Regions from separate parts of the Homo sapiens genome. Here region 2 is linked to region 1. Evidence: read pairs that join two places in POLR2A ChIA-PET (ENCODE). Cell type or tissue: A673. All regions are shown on one strand. Links, peaks and the distances in the headings refer to the core of each region. The heading gives the core; the rest is flanking DNA. Region 1 holds the start of MIR130AHG (MIR130A host gene). Region 2 has its middle 6.9 kb from the start of UBE2L6.

Region 1 (9,413 bases), core at 872-8,871:
GGCACCTTACTGTGGAAGGAGGGGAAATGAAAGAGGCTCATATGGAAAAGCCTCTATCATCATCTCAAGTGAACTAGGAGCTGTGTTAGCCAGACATGGTGGCTCACACCTATAATCCCAGCACTTTGGGAGCCTGAGGCAAGGGGATGGCTTGAGCCATCCCCTATCCCCTATAGGGATAGCCATCACCTATCCCCTATCTCAAGGGGTTTGAGACCAGCCTGGGCAACATAAGGAGACCCTGTCTCTACAAAAAATACAAAAATTAGCTAGGTGTGGTAGCATGTGCCTGTAGTCCCATCTAGTTGGCTGCAGCAGGAGTGTTGCTTGATCTCTGGAGGTCAAGGCTGCAGTGAGCCATGATGGCACCACTGCACTTCAGCCTGGGTGACAGAGCAGGACTCTGTCTCAAAAAAAAAAAAAAAAAAAAAAAAAAAAAAGCCATGTGTTATTAGCAGTTGAGTTACCTACCTCCACTGATGTTTAAGCAAGGAGGCAACTCTCTCCAGCGTTTCAGATTCAGTCCTTCCAAGAGGCAAAGGTTTAGGGCAGATGGTCTCCCTGTCTCACATTTATAGTATTCTACGTGATACTTTCTATTCTTCAAGACTCAGATGCTGCTTCCTCCAGGAAGCCTTCGTGGATTCCATTCTCCATTGGGAGCAATCCTTTTTTTCTACACGATTTACCCAAATAGGCATGGAGGGACCCATATCTGTATATGACAATGGAGGTTAGGGAGGGAGGCAAAGGAAGCACCTCCAGAATAGTCTTGGATTGCTGTGGGGGTGGTGGGAAAGGGAGGTTCCTGCAAAGCCCAGGTGCATTCTGAAACTCCCATAAGAGGAGTGAAGAATGTGGAGGTGGGGTAGGGTGGCTAGGAGCCAAGTAGCTCCTGGGTGCATTTTTTACACTCCTGTAACAGGTTGGACCACGTCTAGCTGTTCCTGGCCTCCATTTCTGACTCTCCTGAGAAGGGGTGGGGCCACGTGGGGGTTTGGAAGGTGGTGAGTGAAAAAGGAGGGTCCTTCATGCAGCTCATACCTACACACTGGGAATCCAGAGATAGGAGACTGAACTGAGAGACACCAATGAGAGTCCATTCTCTACTGAGCAATTGGAGCCCATTTTGCCCAGGGAAGGATGTTTGTGGACAACAGACGGGCCCGTAGACTAAGGCAGAAGAGGCAGAGAGCTGAGCATGGAGGCCCTGGGGCAGCTGAATGAATAGTTGCGGGGTTTGTCTTGGTGAGGAAAAGATAAAAGTATGTTCAAGGAAAATGATGTCTTTGGAGCAGAGTAGAGGCTGGAGAGATGTGTCCAAGCCCTCCATGATCTGTCCCAGCTGCCTTTTCTTCCTTTCTATTCCCCTTCAGACACCCCAGGTTCCCACTGAATCTCCAGCCAATCCCACCATTTCCCCACCTCTCAGCCTTTGTGTTGTTCTCTCTCCTTGGCATTTCCTTGTCTTCCTTTCTCCCATCTTCTTGTGTCTAAATACTTTCTATTCTTCAAGTCTCAGATGCTGCTTCCTCCAGGAAGCCTTCTTGGATTCCATTCCCCATTGGGAGCAATCCTTCTTTTCTCTGAACTCCTTATATCTCTCACCAGAGCAGTCATTTAGCAATGTCTCCTAGTAGTAAGGAAATATTCAAGATAGCAGCCATTTCCCAGGAAGCTCTGTGTTTCCCCTCATGCACATTACCCAGGCAAAGGCTCTCCAGAAGCAAGACTGGACAAACACTGTATAAGCTCAGGCCAGTGCAGCCATCTCCTTTATCAACTCCCTGCAGCAGTTGTCTCTCTGTTAGGTTAGGGCCCTATATGCACAAGTCATAGCCTGTAGCTACCAAAATCCTGGGCACCCTGCCCTCCTTATCCTCCAAAACCCCCAGCTAATTCTGTCTCTTGGTCAGTCCAAGGATAAACTCAGAGTCCTTCTTCTCCCGCCCCTCAGCTTCCTCTTCTCATGGTGGCAATGCCACAAGGGGGTCCTTCAACCATATTCAGGGAGTGGGCTCTGGGCTGTCCATCTTCTTGTAATCCTGGCATACCCAGGAGCTCTGGATTTCCACATGTCAATTGGAGGACCCATCTGGCCCTTAAATCTCGGCTCTCATTTGGCCAAGGTCAGAGAAGCACATCTCTTGAATGAAGTTAATGATGTACATGTATGTGTGTGCTCCCGCAGGAGCCCCAAAGAGATGGACTAAGTTTACAGGTGCACGTTAACTCATGAGCGAACACATCAACCTGCTGTTCTGACTGTCCTTGGGCAAGTGACAGCCCCTATCCCCACCCCGTCAACGTCTTGGTTTCTATTTTTGAAAAAACAAGGTTGGACAAACCTGCAAATTCCCTTTTAGCCACAATCTTTCATTGTGTAGTGGGGTGGGTGTATCTCAGCTCCCTTCTCAGAGAAGTGGTTGACATTCATAAGGAAAGGATTCCTGACAAAGGTGACAGGAATTTGAACCTCATTTCCGGGGAATTGATGCCCTTTATGATTTGTGATTTGAACCTGTAGGAATTCATGCCTGAGGATGAAAAGAAAGGGTTTTTTTTTTCCCCCAGCAAGAATCATAGAATGAACTGGGCGCGGTGTCTCATGGCCGGGCGTGGTGGCTCACACCTGTAATCCCAGCATTTTGGGAGGCCAAGGTGGTCAGATCACGAGGTCAGTAGTTTGAGACCAGCCTGACCAACATGGTGAAACCCCATCTCTACTAAAAATACAAAATTAGCCAGGCCTGGTGGTGCACACCTGTAATCCCAGCTACTTAGGAGGCTGAGGCAGGAGAATCACTTGAACCCAGGAGGCAGAGGTTGCAGATCGCGCCACTGCACTCCAGCCTGGGCAACAAAACCAGACTCTGTCTCAAAAAAAGAAAAGGATCATAAAATGGGCCAGTAGGTGGGGTGGCTCATGCCTGTAATCCCAGCACTTTGGGAGGCCAAGGTGGGAGGATTGCTTGAGCCCAGGAGTTCAACACCAGCCTGGGCAACATAGCAAGTCTTTCTTAAAAAAAAAAAAAAAAAAAATTAGTTGGATGTGATGGCACGTACCTGAAGTCTCAGCTACTTGGGAGACTGAGGCAGGAAAATCACTTGAGCCCAAGAGGTCTAGACTGCAGTGAGCTGTGATGGCGCCACTGAACTTGGGCAACACATCAAGACCTTGTCTCCAAAAAAAAAAAAAAAAAAGGGTCATAGAATTTTATTCTTATTAGCAACACCACAAAGATTTTCTAGACCGTTTAATATAGTAGCCACTAGCCTCATGTGGCTGTATGAAAGTAATTAAAATGAAATAAAATTAAAAAGCCACTTCCTCAGTCACGGTAGCACATTTAAGGGCTCAACAGTCACACGTAGCTAGTGGCTACCATATTGTTTGATGACTGAGAGAAACATGCTCACCCATCTAAACCCAAAGAATGGACCTAGAGGCACGAGGAACAGCGAAAGTGAGACTTTTAATGACAGTCTTGCAAGATCAGGTGTGTGGTAGGCAGGCACACCCAGGACAGTTACAACAAGCAATTTATCCCCTAGTGCACAAATCCCTCCCCCCGTTCCTCATAGGCTGAGTACTATGGGGTCACAATCTTCCCCAGCGTCGCCTGTTGGTTGTTGGGTTGGGGCTTTAGGTGTTTTCTTTAGGGTTGCCCCATTGCATTTTGTTGCAGCCCATAATGCATTGCAGCCATCTTGGGGGGTCCTTCAACTGTTTGACTTATGACCCAGGTAGTTAAGGCAAGCTGATAAAGTTAGCTATCTTTCAAGCTCAACTAAACTGTTTGGTTCGGGTGAGGGCAGCTAAGGGGCCCCAACCAGCAGATGCCAGCTATTAAGGTAGGGGCTTAGTGGATCTTGTTCTCCTGTGGTTTGTGGACCCAAGCCTATCTGAGACATTTTATTTTGAAAAGGGACCACGATATATGTAATTTTCTACAATGATGCAGATATAGAACATTTCCATCTTCTCACAGAAACTTCTATCAGGACTGCGCTGTCCTAGACCAACGTTTTGCAAACGAGGAAACTGAAGCTAAAAAGGAAACATGACCTCGCCAAGCTTTTTTTTTGAGATAGAGTTTCGCTCTTTTCACCCAGACTGGAGTACAATGATTTGATCTCGGTTCACTGTAACTTCTGCCTCCTGGGTTCAAGCGATTCTCCTGCCTCAGTCTCCCAAGTAACTGGGATTACAGGCAAGCACCACCACGCCCAGATAATTTTGGTATTTTTAGTAGAGACGGGTTTTCACCATGTTGGCCAGGCTGGTCTTTAACTCCTGAACTCAGGTGATCCACCCGCCTCGGCCTCCCAGAATGCTAGGATTACAGGCATGAGCCACCGAGCCCGATCATAGCTCACTGCAACCTGGAACTCCTAGGCTTAAGCGATCCTCCCATCTCAGCCTCCCTAGTAGCTGGGACCATAGGCCACACCACGACGCCCAGCTAATTTTTTTATTTTTCGTAGAGATAGAGTCTCAGTGTGTTGCCCAGGGTGGTCTGGAACTCCTGGGCTCAAGCAATCCTCCCACCTCAGCCTCTCAAAGTGCTTGGATTATAGGCGTTAGCCACCGCGCCCAGCCTCGCCCTGCATCTTAATGGCAGATCTAGGCCTAAAACCCCGGACCTTACTCCAAGGCCTGACATATCGCCCTCGTCCTTGCTGCCGCCTTCCTCTCTGGGCTCCCCCACCTCAGAGCCCCTTGTGGGCGCACAGCACGTTGGCCCAGGCGGGGCAGGGCTGGTCTGAGGGGATGTTTTTGACGGAGCGGAGCTCCAGATGCTGCACATTCCTGATCGGGTCAGGCCTGCCCTGCGGCACTCGGGGAATTAGCTTCGGTGAAGAGCCCCAGATCTTCTTTCTAGAGCTGCCCTCTTCCTGGCCAGCCCAAGAAGCGCGGGCGTTCAGGAACGCTCTCCCACCGCCTTGGGTGAGGCTGAAAGGCTGAGTGGATCCCCTGTTGCAGAAGTACTTCTGGTCAAGGAGGGGTTGGAGACGGGCAGGAAATTGCACCCCTTGTATCTTCCAAGGTCTCCAAATCCAGCACGAGGGGCATCTGGGAACAGGGTTTCTGCCAGCCCCACCTTGGGGCCGCATTTGGCGGGAACTGGATCTGCCTTCACCTGCAGCCCTGTGCGGGGCGTGACGGAAAGAGCGGGGAGAGGGGCGTCCTGGTGCGGGGGTTGTTGAGGTGAGAAGCCAGGGGAGGGGGCTCCGGGAGCGCCCTGACCTCGCGGACTGTTGGGAGGCGGAGGGGATGGGGGTTGGGGGAGAAGAGGGGAGCCTGGCAGCCAATGGGAGGGAGGATCTCGTTTCAAAAGGGTTAACCCACAGCCAATGGGAGCCTGGGGGAGCGGATCCTGCTCACTCCATTCAAGAATCCCAAGTATTCAAGATGGACGGCAGGGAGTGTGGAAGGAGAAAGGGGGCGAGGGGGGAAGAGCGAGATCGGCAGAGGAGAGGGTCTCCGCGGCCCACCGGCCTCGCAACCTCGGTCCCGGCCGGCGGGTGGCGGGGCGGCCGCTGGGGATCCAAGCCCGGCCCGGGAGAGGGGCTGGCGGGGTGCGAGAGGGCGTGAGCGAGGGGGAGCGAGGCCAGGGAGGGGAGCCAAGAGGGAGGGAAGGGCAGAGAAAGAGCCCGGGAAGAAGGAGGTGGCAGGCAGAGGATCCTAACGAAGAGCAATGTGTAGGTATCGAGAGCTTCCCGAAGGGTAACGACACCGATTTTCGGTTTTATTCTCTCTTGGGGAAGGGAGGGGGACGGTCTGGGCTCTTTCTCTCGTCTTCCTTTTTCCCTCCTCATTCTCCACTCGTGGGCATCTTTTCTATTTTTTCCTTTGGAAACACTGTAACTGGGAAGCACCAGGCGTGTCTTTCTGAGGTGGCCTCACTGTCATTTTCCAGTGGGGGGCGTGGTGGGGTAGGGATGGGGGGCTCCGCTGGGCACGGCCGAGCTGGGCCATCTGTCTCCACCTGGGTTGTGTGCGAGGGCGTGGAGTGTTCCGAGGGGGACCGGGGGCCGAAGGGCTGGAGCAGGGCAGGGAGTTCTGCACCTCCAGAAGTTGTAGGGTGAGCCAGGGGCGGTGTGGGGGTGTGAGGCTGGTTTTCGAGCTGATAGTTGTGGGGTGTTGAGGGGTGCGGGGATGTGTGTGTGTGGGGGGCGTGCGCTCACACTCCAGTTCTTGTTGTTTGGGTGTGTAATGAGGGCTGAGTTGTGCAGCAAGTATGGCTGAGAGTTTGTGTGTGTGTGTGTGTGTGTGTGTGGTGTGTACGTGCGCCTGTGTGGTCCAGCCTCGAGGTGTGTGTGTTCGGGGGGAGCACAGTTGGGTGTTGAAGGAGAGCGCCCCTCACCCCCCACTTCCCAGCTGCCTCTCTCATCCCATTCACAGAACATGGCTTTCAGGACCCTCCTGGTCTCCTCCTCCCGTCGCCATGGCTGCGAGGAGGGGGTGGGAGGAGACAGTTGGGGCCAGCCCCCTGCCCCTGCTGCTCCAGCTAACCCCCCACCTGCCCTTTCTCTCCCTTTCACAGGCTGGGCCCCATCCCCTGCTGCTCTGGGGGCAGGGGCCGGAAGATGGTGGCCAATGAGGAGGGGGAGAGGAGAGAACTTGAGCCGGGGCCTCCCCTCCCCCATTTCCTCCTCGGTCTCTACACTCGCTTCTGGAAGGAGCTGGGGGCTGGCTCCTGGGCCCAAGGTGGGGGAGGGGTCCTGCTGGCTGGTGAGTCGCTGGGCCTGCTCCTCAGGAATGAGTTGGGTGTGTGAGAGCTGAGGGGCTCTTGGCCCTTTCTCCCTGCACTCCCTAAGGAGAGACCTGGAAACTTCTTGGGGAAGAATCTTCCCCTGGCCTCCCTGAAGCTTGCTGTGCAGCCTTATCTTTGCCCCTCTGCCCCCTGTTGGTGTGATCCAGTTCCCAGCTGGGCCTGGTTTGCCCAACCCCAGAGCAGAGAGGTCACTGACCCTCGAGGGGTCTTGGTTTCCGCCCATTAAAACTGTAGGGCAGGGCCCCATGTTTGCAGATTACGGGAACAAACTCTGCCGGGGAGAGCGGGAGGGAACGTCTCCTGCTTCCTGAGGGGGTGGGACGAGGCTAGAGGGAAGCCCAGAGGAAGAGCTCCCAACTGGAATTCTGTCCTCTATTCCTTACGGTGGCTGTGGATTAGGGAAGAAGGCATCTCCCCTTCGTTGATCGGGGCACTGGAGGAATCACCCTCCAGCCTCTGTTTCTCTGGGCTGCCCAAAGTTCACTGGGTCAGAACTGGAGCTGGGCTCCGGGGCTGTGGCCCTAGCTGGAATGTGCCACAATAGAGCCTGCCTGGGTCTGAGCCTCCAGATATCCAGGTGTCCTTCCAGGGCAGCTTTCTGGCTTTGGGTGTTAATCTTCCGGGGACTGTTTGTCCTGTATTTAAGCCCCCTTAGGGTTGGATAGGATGGGGAAGTGCTAGGATGAGCTTGAAGACTCCCCAACCAAGGGTCCCTGGATAAGACAGGAAATAACTCAGATGTGAATCCCACTGCCAGTGAAAGCCTATCCCTAACTCTCAGTAACTGTGAGCGAATCACCCTCACCATTTTAATGCTGAATCTGCAAAGTGCTTTCAGGACCTCCAAAAGGAGATGCAGGGGTGGGGCTTCACCAGCAGCTTTCACCTCCCCGCCTGGAAGCTTCTCTCTACTGCGTGGGGAGCTGTGACTACAGGCTCCCACCTCTCTGGTCCTGGAAGGTCATCTGAGAGTGTTGCCTTGAGGCCTAGAGCTCTGCTTTATCTAAATTTAAAAGGAGATGGAAACTTAGAGAAGAGTAGAGGGTTCTGTAGTCTTGGGCAGCAAGCTCCTCTCTAGAAGGTAAGCTAGCGGAAATGCAAATCCAGATGAACACAGCCTCATACGAGTGACCTCCAGACTTTGGGGATTGCTAATAGCCGTTTTCTTTGAGGACTGAGCATCAAGCCCGAAGTATCCCTGCAGCTGCTTTAGTGGGTCCTGTCCTCCCATGCCAAAACCTCCAAGAAAAAGGTGGTCTCTGTGCTGGGGGTCAGGGGGTTGGTGAAGAAGGCGGCAAAAGGAAGAGTGGTGAAAAAATAGAATGAACACTAAGAATGGAATAAAAGGGAAAAAAGCTGTATTGAAGCAAAGAAGGGGCAGAGGGAGCCCGTGAGCTGAGTGGGCCAGGGACTGGGAGAAGGAGTGAGGAGGCAGGGCCGGCATGCCTCTGCTGCTGGCCAGAGCTCTTTTCACATTGTGCTACTGTCTGCACCTGTCACTAGCAGTGCAATGTTAAAAGGGCATTGGCCGTGTAGTGCTACCCAGCGCTGGCTGCCTCCTCAGCATTGCAATTCCTCTCCCATCTGGGCACCAGTCAGCTACCCTGGTGGGAATCTGGGTAGCCTCACTTGTTAGTTATACTAATAGCTCTCATTTATGGAACTACTTCTGTATGCAGTGCTTGTGATAGACACTGCCTCCGTTACTGTGAAACCTAATAACTTCTGGGAGGTAACAGCCCCATTTTATGGATGAAAAACTGAGGGTCAGAAAGGTTTAAACAGTTTGGCTAAGATTGTGTAGCTCTTAGGTTGCAAAGCCTAGATACAACCCTGTGTTAAGTCTTGACAGCTCACTCATCTTTTTGTAGACCCATCTGGAGAGATCTGAATAGGTTCTTCAAACTGGGAGATTTCCTGAGCTGAGGGGTGGAAGGTTTTGATGCCATCTGCTGGTTGTATGAGGATATCTTCCAAAGCCTCAAACCTTTAAGGACCAGAAGTGGTGGCAACTCCTTAGGCTAAGAAGGATAAGCATTCCCAGACTCAGCCCGGAATGGAGAGTGAGTGGAAAAAGATTAGGAGAATCACTATTAGGTACAGAGTAGGCCTCCTTGAGAAAAAAAGGAATGCACCAGAAAGGAAAGGGGGTTAACTCGAGAGGATTGCTCCCCAAAGAAAAGGACCTGTGTGCTGCTGGCATCCCATACCTACAGCTCCTTCCCTGGCTCATGAGGCATGGAAAGACCTCACTCCTTCCCTGAATCCACTTACCTTTCTCAGCACCACTCCCTCTTGGTCACGGGGTGTTTGATGGTAATGCTGCTTGAGGGCACACCTGTCTGGGCATCCAAGATTTGGACAGCGTTGCCCATGACTTAATCTTAAAGATTAATAGGATCCCTTGAATCAACCCACAGAATGATTCTCCCAGGACCAATTACAAGGAAATTGAGGCCGGGTGCGGTGGCTCACGCCTGTAATCCCAACACTTTGGGAGGCCGAGGCGGGCGGATCACCTGAGGTCAGGGGTTCAAGACCAGCCTGGCCAACATGGTGAAACCTCGTCTCTACTAAAAATACAAAAATTAGCCAGGCGTGGTAATGCACGCCTGTAGTCTCAGCTACTTG
Region 2 (9,413 bases), core at 953-8,952, 63 kb before region 1:
AAGTCGCCGGGCGCAGTGGCTCACGCGTGTAATCCCAGCACTTTGGGAGGCCGAGGCAGGCGGATCACCTGAGATCAGGAGTTCGAGACCAGCCTGACCAATATGGTGAAACCTCGTCTCTACTAAAAATACAAAAATTAGCCGGGCATGGTGGTGGGTGCCTGTAATCTCAGCTAGTCAGGAGGCTGAGGCAGGAGAATCGCTTGAACCCAGGAGGCAGAGGTTGCAGTGAGCCAAGATCACGCCATTGCACTCCAGCCTGGGGGACAGAGCAAGACTCCGCTCAAAGAAAAAAAGAAAAGAAAATTCTAAGTCCGAGGCCTGGCATGGTGGCTCATGCCTATAATCCCAGCACTCTGGGAGGCCAAGGCAGGCGGATTACCTGAGGTCAGGAGTTCGAGACCAGCCTGGCTAACATGGCGATACCTCGTCTCTACTAAAAACACAAAAATTAGCCAGGTGTAATGGCGTGCGCCTGTAATCCCAGCTACTGGGGAGGCTGAGGCAGGAGAATCACTTGAACCTGGGAGGCAGAGGTTGCAGTGAGCCGAGACCGGGCCATTGCACTCCAGCCTGGGCGACAAGAGCGAAACTCTGTCTCAAAAAGCAAAACAAGAAAATTGTAATTCCAGGATATAAACAATCAGGTTTGAATCCCAGCTCCACTATTTTTGGCTAAATAACCTTGGGCACATTACTTAACCTGTCTGTGCCTCCATTTCCTCATCTGTTAAATGGAGCTCATAACAGTGGATGTGAGAAACAATGAGTTGATATTTGCAAAGAACTTAACTTTGAATGGTGGACAATAAGTGACAGTTATGATAATGATAACATAATAAATATTAAAATGATGTCAGGTGCCTGCCTCAGAGTGAATGTACCAGGCTGTAGGAACAGATGCCTGAGCTTGCTCCCTTAGAACAACAGCAACACTATTTTCTCCAGTAGGAGACCCTGTTTTACTTCTCCCTGATCTGGTCACTGGCATTTATTCATCCATCTACAAAATTTATTGAGCACCTACTTATACAAGGCCCTGTATGGGGTACTCGATGGGATTCAGGCATTGATTGGTTAGGCTGGCTCGTCTTCACCATTGAGAGGAAGAGACACACATCTGTGTGATGACAAAAGGTGGTAGGAGAAAGGCCTCTTAAGTGACGTGCACATATGAGGTATGTCTCTTCCAAGACTGAGCTCTGCCAGCTGTAAGGCTTGCCAGTCTCTTATGAGGATAAAATGAGATGGTGTATGTGAGCAGACACCTTGTAGGTGTGAAAGTACGTTATCTATTTATAATGCCTCTAGAGTTCTGGGCAAGAGGTTCAGATTTTTCAAATGTCTCCAAGAACCTTCAGTGCATCTTCAAAGGAAGAACTTGGATCAGGAAGGATCAGTTGATTTCTTTCCATGCCCATTCCTTGGGCTTGTTCCTATTTGGAGTAGGGACGGTTAATCTCAGAACTACCCCAGCTCTCCCCATCTTCCTAGAGCTTAAAGAAGTTCCTGGGCCAGGTGCGGTGGCTCGTGCCTATAATCCCAGCACTTTGGGAGGCCAAGGCAGGCAGATCATCTGAGGTGGGGAGTTCGAGACCAGCCTGACCAATATGGAGAAACCCCTGTCTCTACTAAAAATACAAAATTAGCCAGGTGTGGTGGTGCATGCATGTGATCCCAGCTACTCGGGAGGCTGAGGCAGGAGAATCACTTGAACCTGGGAGGTGGAGGTTGCAGTGAGCTGAGATCGAGCCATTGCACTCCAGCCTGGGCAACAAGAGCAGGCAAAAAAAAAGAAGAAGTTCCCAGGAACCAGAGACAGAAGAGAATTTCCTGCTTCTTTTGATCCTCGTGCTTACCCCACACCCCCCCTTCCTCTGGGTTAGTCTCACACACACACACACACACACACCCCTCCTGTACCATGAGCCCTGCCCTTGTGGTTGAGGTGGAGGGATGGATAGAGGCAATCAAGGAGTCAGGGAGTCCCAGGAGGGGAGCTGGGGGTATTCTTGCCACAAGAGCAGGAAGGTGGCCTGATGAGTGAAGGACCTGCTTCCTCAGTGGGGCTCAACCACTCACTGACTTCCTTGTTGTGGGACTTTGGACATGAGAAGTAACAGTTAACAACAGATAACAACAATAACTAATGTATATTGGATGTGCAAGGATGTATCAGCAGCTTGGGCTGCCATCACAAAATACCACAGGCCAAATGGCTTTAACAACAGGTTTTATTTTCTCACAGTTCTGGAGGCTGGAAGTCCAAGATTAAGATTCTAACTGATTTGATTTCTGATGAGGGCTCTCTTCCCAGCTTGTGGACGGCTGCCTTCTTGCTATGTCCTCACATGGCCTTTCCTCAGGTGCTTGTGCAGGCAATGTGGGTATTAGAGAAAGTGAGCTCTCCAGTGTCGCTTCTCACATGGACATGAATTCTGTCCGATCGGGGCCCCACCCTGATGACTTCATTTAATCTTAATTACTCTTTAGAGGCCCCATGTCCAAATACAACCACACTGGAGGTTACAGCTTCAACATGTGAATTTTGAGGGACACAAACATTTATTCCATAACATAGGTTTGTGCTAAGTGCTTGACATGCAGTATCATAATTGATCCATTCAATAATGCTTGCTTAATTTTCTCTCTAACTTCCTAAAATAGGTTCTTTTATTGTTACCAGATTTTTTTTTTTTTTTTTTTGAAACAGAATCTTACTCTGTCACCCAGGCTGGAGTGCAGTGACATGATCACTACTCTCCACAGCCTCAACCTCACAGGCTTAAGCGATCCTTACAGCTCAGTCCCCCAAGTAGCTGGGACTACAGGCATGTCCCACCATGCCTGGCTAATTTTTGTATTTTTGTAGGCACAGAGTTTCACCGTGTTGCTCAGGCTGTTCTCAAACCCCTGGACTCAATTGATCCTCCTGCCTTGGCCTCCCAAAGTGCTGGGATTACAGGCATGAGCCACTGTACCCAGCCTTGTCTCCATTTTATAGGTAAAGAAACTGAGGCTAGGTGACTACTGGCCCAAGGTCACACACTCTCTAAGATGGAACTTAAACCCAGAACTACTGACTTCCTGCTTATTAACTGCCACGTCTGTCTGGGCCTTAAGTTCTTCATGTTAAAAATGAGGGTGAGAAGGCCGGACGCAGTGGCTCACACCTGTAATCCCAGCATTTTGGGAGGCCAAGGCGGGCAGATCATCTGAGGTCAAGAGTTTGAGACCAGCCTGGCCAACATGGTGAAACCCTGTTTCTACTAAAAATACAAAAAAATTAGCCAGTCCTGGGGGCGCCTACCTGTAGTCCTAGCTACTTGGGAGGCTGAGGCAGGAGAATCGCCTGAACCTGGGAGGTGGAGGTTGCAGCGAGCCAAGATTGCACCATTTCACTCACGCTTGGGCAACAAGAATGAAACTGCATCTCAAAAAAAAAAAAAAAAAAAAAAAAAACTGGTGAGAATCTCTGCCCTGTCTACTTCATGCGGGGTTTTACCTGGAAGACTTTGATTCCTGCAAAGTGAGATGTGCACATATAAGTTGTTTTCCTTAAGCAGAAAATATCCAATGATAGAAGTGTTCTAAAATGTGGCTGTCCCAGGACATTCAAATTAGCCCCCCTTAATCTCAGAACTGGAAGGGAGCTTTGAGATCATCTACAGTTGATGCTTGAACAATGCAGGGGTTAGGGGCATTGACCCCCGTGCTCAGTTGAAAATCCACAGATAACTTTTCACTCCCCCAGAACTTAACTACTAATAGCCTACTGTTGAACAGAAGCCTTACTGAGAACAGAAAGTTGATTGACATATATTTTGTATGTTATAGAGATTATATACTGTATTCTTAAAGTAAGCTGGAGAAAAGAAAATGTTATTAAGGAAATCACGGGGAAGATGAAATACATTTACTATTCATTAAGTGGAAGTGGATCATCATGTTTTCCATGTTTGTTGTCTTCATGCTGAGAAGGCTCAGGAGGAGGCGGAAAAGGAAGGGTTGGTCTTGCAGTCTCAGGAGTGGCAGAGGCAGAAGGCAGTCTACCTGTAAGTGAACCTGCACAGTTTGAGCCCATGTTCAAGGGTCAACTTCAGTGTTATATAACCACTCCCCACCACATCCCACCGGGTGGGATAAGAAAACAGGTGCCCAGATAGGGGAAATGCCTTGCCCCAGGTCGTGGATTAGAACTCAGGGGAGCTTAGTCCTGGTCTACTTACTGCTCTACAGGTTCTTCCCAACAGGCTCAGCCTCAGTCTCGTCCATGAATTTTTCCAAATTGGGCCATTTGGTGGGAGCAGCGGGGTTCCACCTCACTGCTGGATTGCCATCAGGAACAGCTGGTATTCAAGAAGCATCCCCTTGTCCTGAACCAGGATATAGTGAGTTCCATGGTCACAGCTGCATGACTCTGGCCCATGCAATTTATAGCCTCCCTACCTTGGTTTTCCCATCCATTTTCCTACGATTAGCAAGTACAGGTGGCAAACTGGTGGCTCAGAAACAAGTTTGATTTTGCAGGCTGTATGTGGCTTATACATGTTTTAAAATATGATGTCATAGGGGAACAAAAGTACCTTTTTCACTACCCGTGATCGTTCTTATTTGAGGCAGACCCCTGTAACAAAAGACAGATTAAGAGAAAAACAAGTTTATTAACATATACACCTTATGAATACATGGGAGATACTGAGGGAAATGAGTAAATCTCCAAGAGATGCCCTAAATACCTTTGCCTGCTGAAGCAAAGAAGAAAAGTGAGGTGGCCAGGAAAAACACCATAAACAAGGGTAAGATTTGTTATGCAGATTTAAGTCCCTGCTTTTTCTCTTCATGAGAGTTTCCAGTGATAGAAGCGTATTTTGGGATGACATATTCTGGTCATATTAGAGTAGCATATCCTTAACCCCATAAATGCAACATTTTTAAAAATGAGAGAACTGGTCAGGCATAGCGGCTCATGCTTGTAATCCTAGCTCTACAAAAATTTCTTTTAAAAATTTGGTCAGGTGCAGTGGCTCACGCCTGTAATCCCAGCACTTTGGGAGGCCGAGGTGGGTGGATCACTTAAGGTCAGGAGTTCGAGACCAGCCTGGGCAATACGGTGAAACCCGTCTCTACTGAAAATACAAAAATTAGCCGGGCATGCTGGCAAACACCTGTAATCCTAGCTACTCAAGAGGCTGAGGCACGAAACTCGCTTGAACCCAGGAGGCAGAGGTTGCAGTGAGCCGAGATCATGCCTCTGCACTCCTGGGCAGAGAGCCTGGGCAACAGAGTGAGACTCCATCTCAAAAAAAAAAAAAAAAAAAAAAAAAATTAGCCATGAGCAATGGTGCATACCTGTAGTCCTAGCTATTCTGGAGGCTAACATGGGAGGATCACTTGAGCCTGGGAGGTTGAGACTGCAGTGAGCCATGATCATGCTACCTCACTCTAGCCTCAGTGACAAAGTGAAACCACATCTCTTTAAAAAAAAAAAAAAAAAAGCAACTGAAGTACCAAACTAGGAAACTTATTCCAAGCAAAGGATTAATCTCCATAATATATAAAGAGCACCTACAAATGAATAAAAATATCAACAGCTCTTGGGAGGCCAAGGTGGGTGGATCATCTGAGGTCAGGAGTTTGAAACCAGCTTGGCCAACATGGTGAAACCCCATCTCTACTAAAAATACAAAAATTAGCTGGGTGTGGTGGCACATGCCTGTAGTCCCACCTACTCAGGAGGCTGAGGCAGGGGAATTGCTTGAAACCAGAAGGCAGAGGTTGCAGTGAGCTGAAATCACACCACTGCACTCCAGCCTGGAGACAGAGCAAGACTCTGTCTCAAAAAAAAAAAAAAAAAAAAGAAGGGCCGTGGGTGGTGGCTCACGCCTGTAATCCCAGCACTTTGGGAGGCCGAGGTGGGCAGATCACCTGAGGTCAGGAGTTCAAGACCAGCCTGGCCAACATGGCGAAACCCCATCTCTACTAAAAATACAAAAATTAGCTGGGTGTGGTAGCACATGCCTGTAGTCCCAGCTACTTGGGAGGCTGAGGCAGGAAAATTGCTTGAACCCAGGGGGTAGAGGTTGCACTGAGCTGAGATCACACCACTGCACTCCAGCCTGGACAACAGAGCAAGACTCCATCTCAAAAAAAAAAAAAAATAGAAAACAAAGCATGTAAAAGATAATTCAATGAAAAGAACATATTAATTCTTCCTAAATGTGTGAAAAGATCAACTATGCTCATAATAGGAGAAATACACATGAAAAACACACCAAAGTACCATTTTTCACCAGATTGACAAAAAAATGTTAATTAATCACGCCACATTATTTTTAATTACATACAAAGATCTAACATGTCACCCAGGGACCATTTCACCCACTGCTCTGTTTGGCCACCAGTCTCTTGTCTCTCTCTTCAGCAATGGTGAGGCGGATACCCTTTCCTCAGGGAAGAAAAATCCATGGTTTGTTGCCCTTACCAATAACAAAAATGTTGAAAGGTCGAGTGGCAAATCTGTTGCCACTGGCATCTTTCACATGAACCACGTCAAAAGATCCAGGGTGCCTCTCTCTGTTGGTGATCACACCAATTCTTCATACACAGGTTAGCACCTCCAGTCACCATACACAGGTTACCAGTGTTGAACTTGATGAAATCAGTAATCTTGCCAGTCTCCAAATCAATCTGAATGGTATCATTCACCTTGATGAGGGGATCAGGGTAGCAGATGGTGCGAGCATCATGAGTCCCCAGATGAGGGATTCCTTTGGTGTCCACAAAGATTTTTCTCACTTTGCACCACTTGTACTTGGCCTCCTCAGGTGTAATATGATGTACAGCAAAGCAACCCTTGGTGTCATAGATCAGACAGAAATTCCCTCCTGTCTTGCCAATGCTGATGACATCCATGAATCCAGCAGGGTAGGTTATATCAGTTCTGACCTTGCCATCGATCTTAATGAACGGCTGCATGCAAATCTTTACTTCATCTCCTGTCAGGGCATACTTAAGTCTGTTCTTAAATGATGATGGGGAGACACTCTCTCAACTTGTGGACACTGGTGGATAGACAAGGAGCAAACACACTGGTCAATTTATGCAGCATCCAATGTTTTGGAGTTGCTGTAGTGGTTCAGATGCTTCTTGGGACCATGAGCCATGGCTGCATTAGGCACAGAAAGAAGAAAAAGAATTTTTTTTTTAAGTTTGATAATGCATGTCTTTGGGAGAGTGTGGGAAAACAGTCACTCTCATATATTACTGATAGAAATGTAAATGAGATTGCGCCATTGCACTCCAGCCTGGGTGACAGAGCCAGACTCCGTCTCAAAAAAAACAAAAGAAAGAAAGAAATGTAAATGTGTACAATCCCTATGATGAGTAAATTGTCAGTATCTATCAAAATCATAAATATGAATTCCTTTGACCTATCAGTTTTGCCTCTAGGCATTTTATCCAATAGATATATTATCAATGTGTGAAATACTATAAATATAGGCTTGTTTATTATAGCAAAACTTTGGAAGCAATCTCTACGTCTAACAAAGAGGGTCTGGCTAAATAATGATGGTACATTCATACAAAGAAATATCAGGCATGCCAGCGGTGGCTCAAGCCTGTAATTCCAGCACTTTGGGAGTCCGAGGCAAGAGGATCCCTTGAGCCCAGGAGTTCAAGGCCAGCTTGAGCAACATAGTGAGACCCTGTGTCTATTTATTTTATTTTTATTTTTTCTATTTTTTAAATAAAATAAAAATAAATAAATATCAGGCAGCTGTAAGCAAGAATGAGGAATCTGTTTACGTATTGATAGAGAAGGCTCTTAAGATAAATTTTAAGGGGAAAAGACAAAATATAGTATCCTGTGAAAAGTATGTTATAATCTGTGTGAATAAAGGAAAAATAACATTTGCCTCATATGCTTAGAACATTTCTGGAAGAATACAAGATACTAGGGACAGTGATGGTCCCTGGAGAGGGTAACGTGCTGATCAATTGGAGGAGATAGAGGGGATTTTTTACTTTATATCCTATTTCCTTTCATTTTTGGAATGATGTGAATGAACTACCTCTTTAAAAATGAATAACATTTCGGTCAGGCGCGGTGGCTCACGCCTGTAATCCCAGCACTTTGAGAGGCCAAGGCGGATGGATTATTTAAGGTCAGATGTTCGAGACCAGCCTGACCAACATGGTGAAACCCCGTCTCTACTAAAAATACAAAAATTAGCCGGGTGGTAGTGGTGCGTGACTGTAATTCCAACTACTCGGGAGGCTGAGGCAGGAGAGTCGCTTGAGCCTGGGAGGCAGAGGTTGCAGTGAGCAGAGATCATGCTGAGCGAGAGACTGAGACTCTGTCTCAAAAAAAAAAAAAAAAAGATAACATTTCAATTAAATAATAAAGATTCTCTCTTTTTTAACCCAAAAGATTTTTGCATTAAAATGTTTATTTCTTTGCTATCCTAAAAAGAAAAACATTTTTTAAAAGAAAGTAAAATATTTATTTCTGGCTTCTCTTGCAAAATTAAGTCCAGGTGTGGTGGTTCATGCCAATCTATATTCCCAGTGCTTTGGGAGGCCAAGGCGGGAAGATGGCTTGAGGCTAGGAGTTCGAGACCAGCCTGGGTAATATAGGGAGACCCTGTCTCTACAAAATTAATAAAAAAATTAGCCAGGCATGGAGGCACATGCCTATATTTCTAGCTACTTGGGAGGCTGAGGTGGGAGGATTGCTTGAGCCCAGGAGTTGCAAGCTGCAGTGAGCCACGATTGTGCCACTGCACACCAGCCTGGAGAACAGATCAAAATCCTGTCTCAAAAACATACAAACAAACAAAAAAAAATCATGAGGCTCTTGGCAATACAAGGCCAACATTCCCTCAGGGCAGAGCTTGGCTGGAGCTCAGCAGGGCTGCCCCTCTACACCAGGAATGCATACCCCTGTATGCCACAGTCTTCATCACCTCCTATTTTTCCTGGCCTGGCCAGCATCACCTGCTTTTTTTAGTCATTTGGTCTTGTAAGGTAACAGGTGTTCTGGAGTCTCTTTTCACTTGTTAACCTCCTACCTCTGATTCTTTCCTTTCGTTAGGATCAGGGTTTCTTATGCTCCACAACATCTGTGGCCTTTGCAGGCATAGTTGTGCACCTGTCCTAGAAGGTGTGGCAGTGCCTGGTTGCTGCTCAAGTCTCTCTCAGGTACTTCATGGCGGAGAATTATTGTCATCTACCACCCTTGAATGAGACAAACTTTTTTTTGAGGTGGGGTCTCACTGTGTTGCCCAGGCTGGAGTGCAGCAGCTATTCACAGGCACACAGGCATAACCAAAGCACCCTACAGCCTTGAACTCTTGGCCTCAAGCAATCCTCCTGCCTTAGCCTCCAGGGTAACTGGGACTACAAGTGTG

The links. ChIA-PET counts read pairs that join two places held together with the same protein. Peaks named below come from ENCODE experiments on the same cell type or tissue, not always from the same donor. Only the 100,000 strongest peaks of a DNase experiment are listed, where the experiment ranks them.
Region 2: POLR2A ChIA-PET joins it to region 1 with 11 read pairs; 25 of 35 experiments call an interaction of 5 or more read pairs at or near these places.

The regions. Positions count from the first base shown.
Region 1 is chr11:57,632,967-57,642,379 of GRCh38, forward strand. MIR130AHG (MIR130A host gene) reads left to right here and starts at 5,410. Exons shown (of 2, transcript NR_186232.1): 1 at 5,410-5,706. It overlaps MIR130A (microRNA 130a), which reads left to right and starts at 8,232; the gene lies at 8,232-8,320. RefSeq lists silencers at 5,334-5,523, 5,544-5,603 and an enhancer at 6,450-7,029. In A673, for the core only: CTCF peaks have their summits at 5,879 (motif pointing right), 6,905 (motif pointing left), 8,143, 8,742 (motif pointing left) and 1 weaker place; DNase peaks (open chromatin) are centred at 5,355, 6,575 and 8,705; H3K4me3 peaks cover 2,757 bases; H3K27ac peaks cover 3,522 bases; H3K27me3 peaks cover 311 bases.
Region 2 is chr11:57,569,915-57,579,327 of GRCh38, forward strand. It overlaps the pseudogene RPS4XP13. Among named protein-coding and RNA genes, the nearest start is that of UBE2L6, 6.9 kb to the left of the region's middle. In A673, for the core only: no CTCF peak of the experiment used is centred there; no DNase peak of the experiment used is centred there.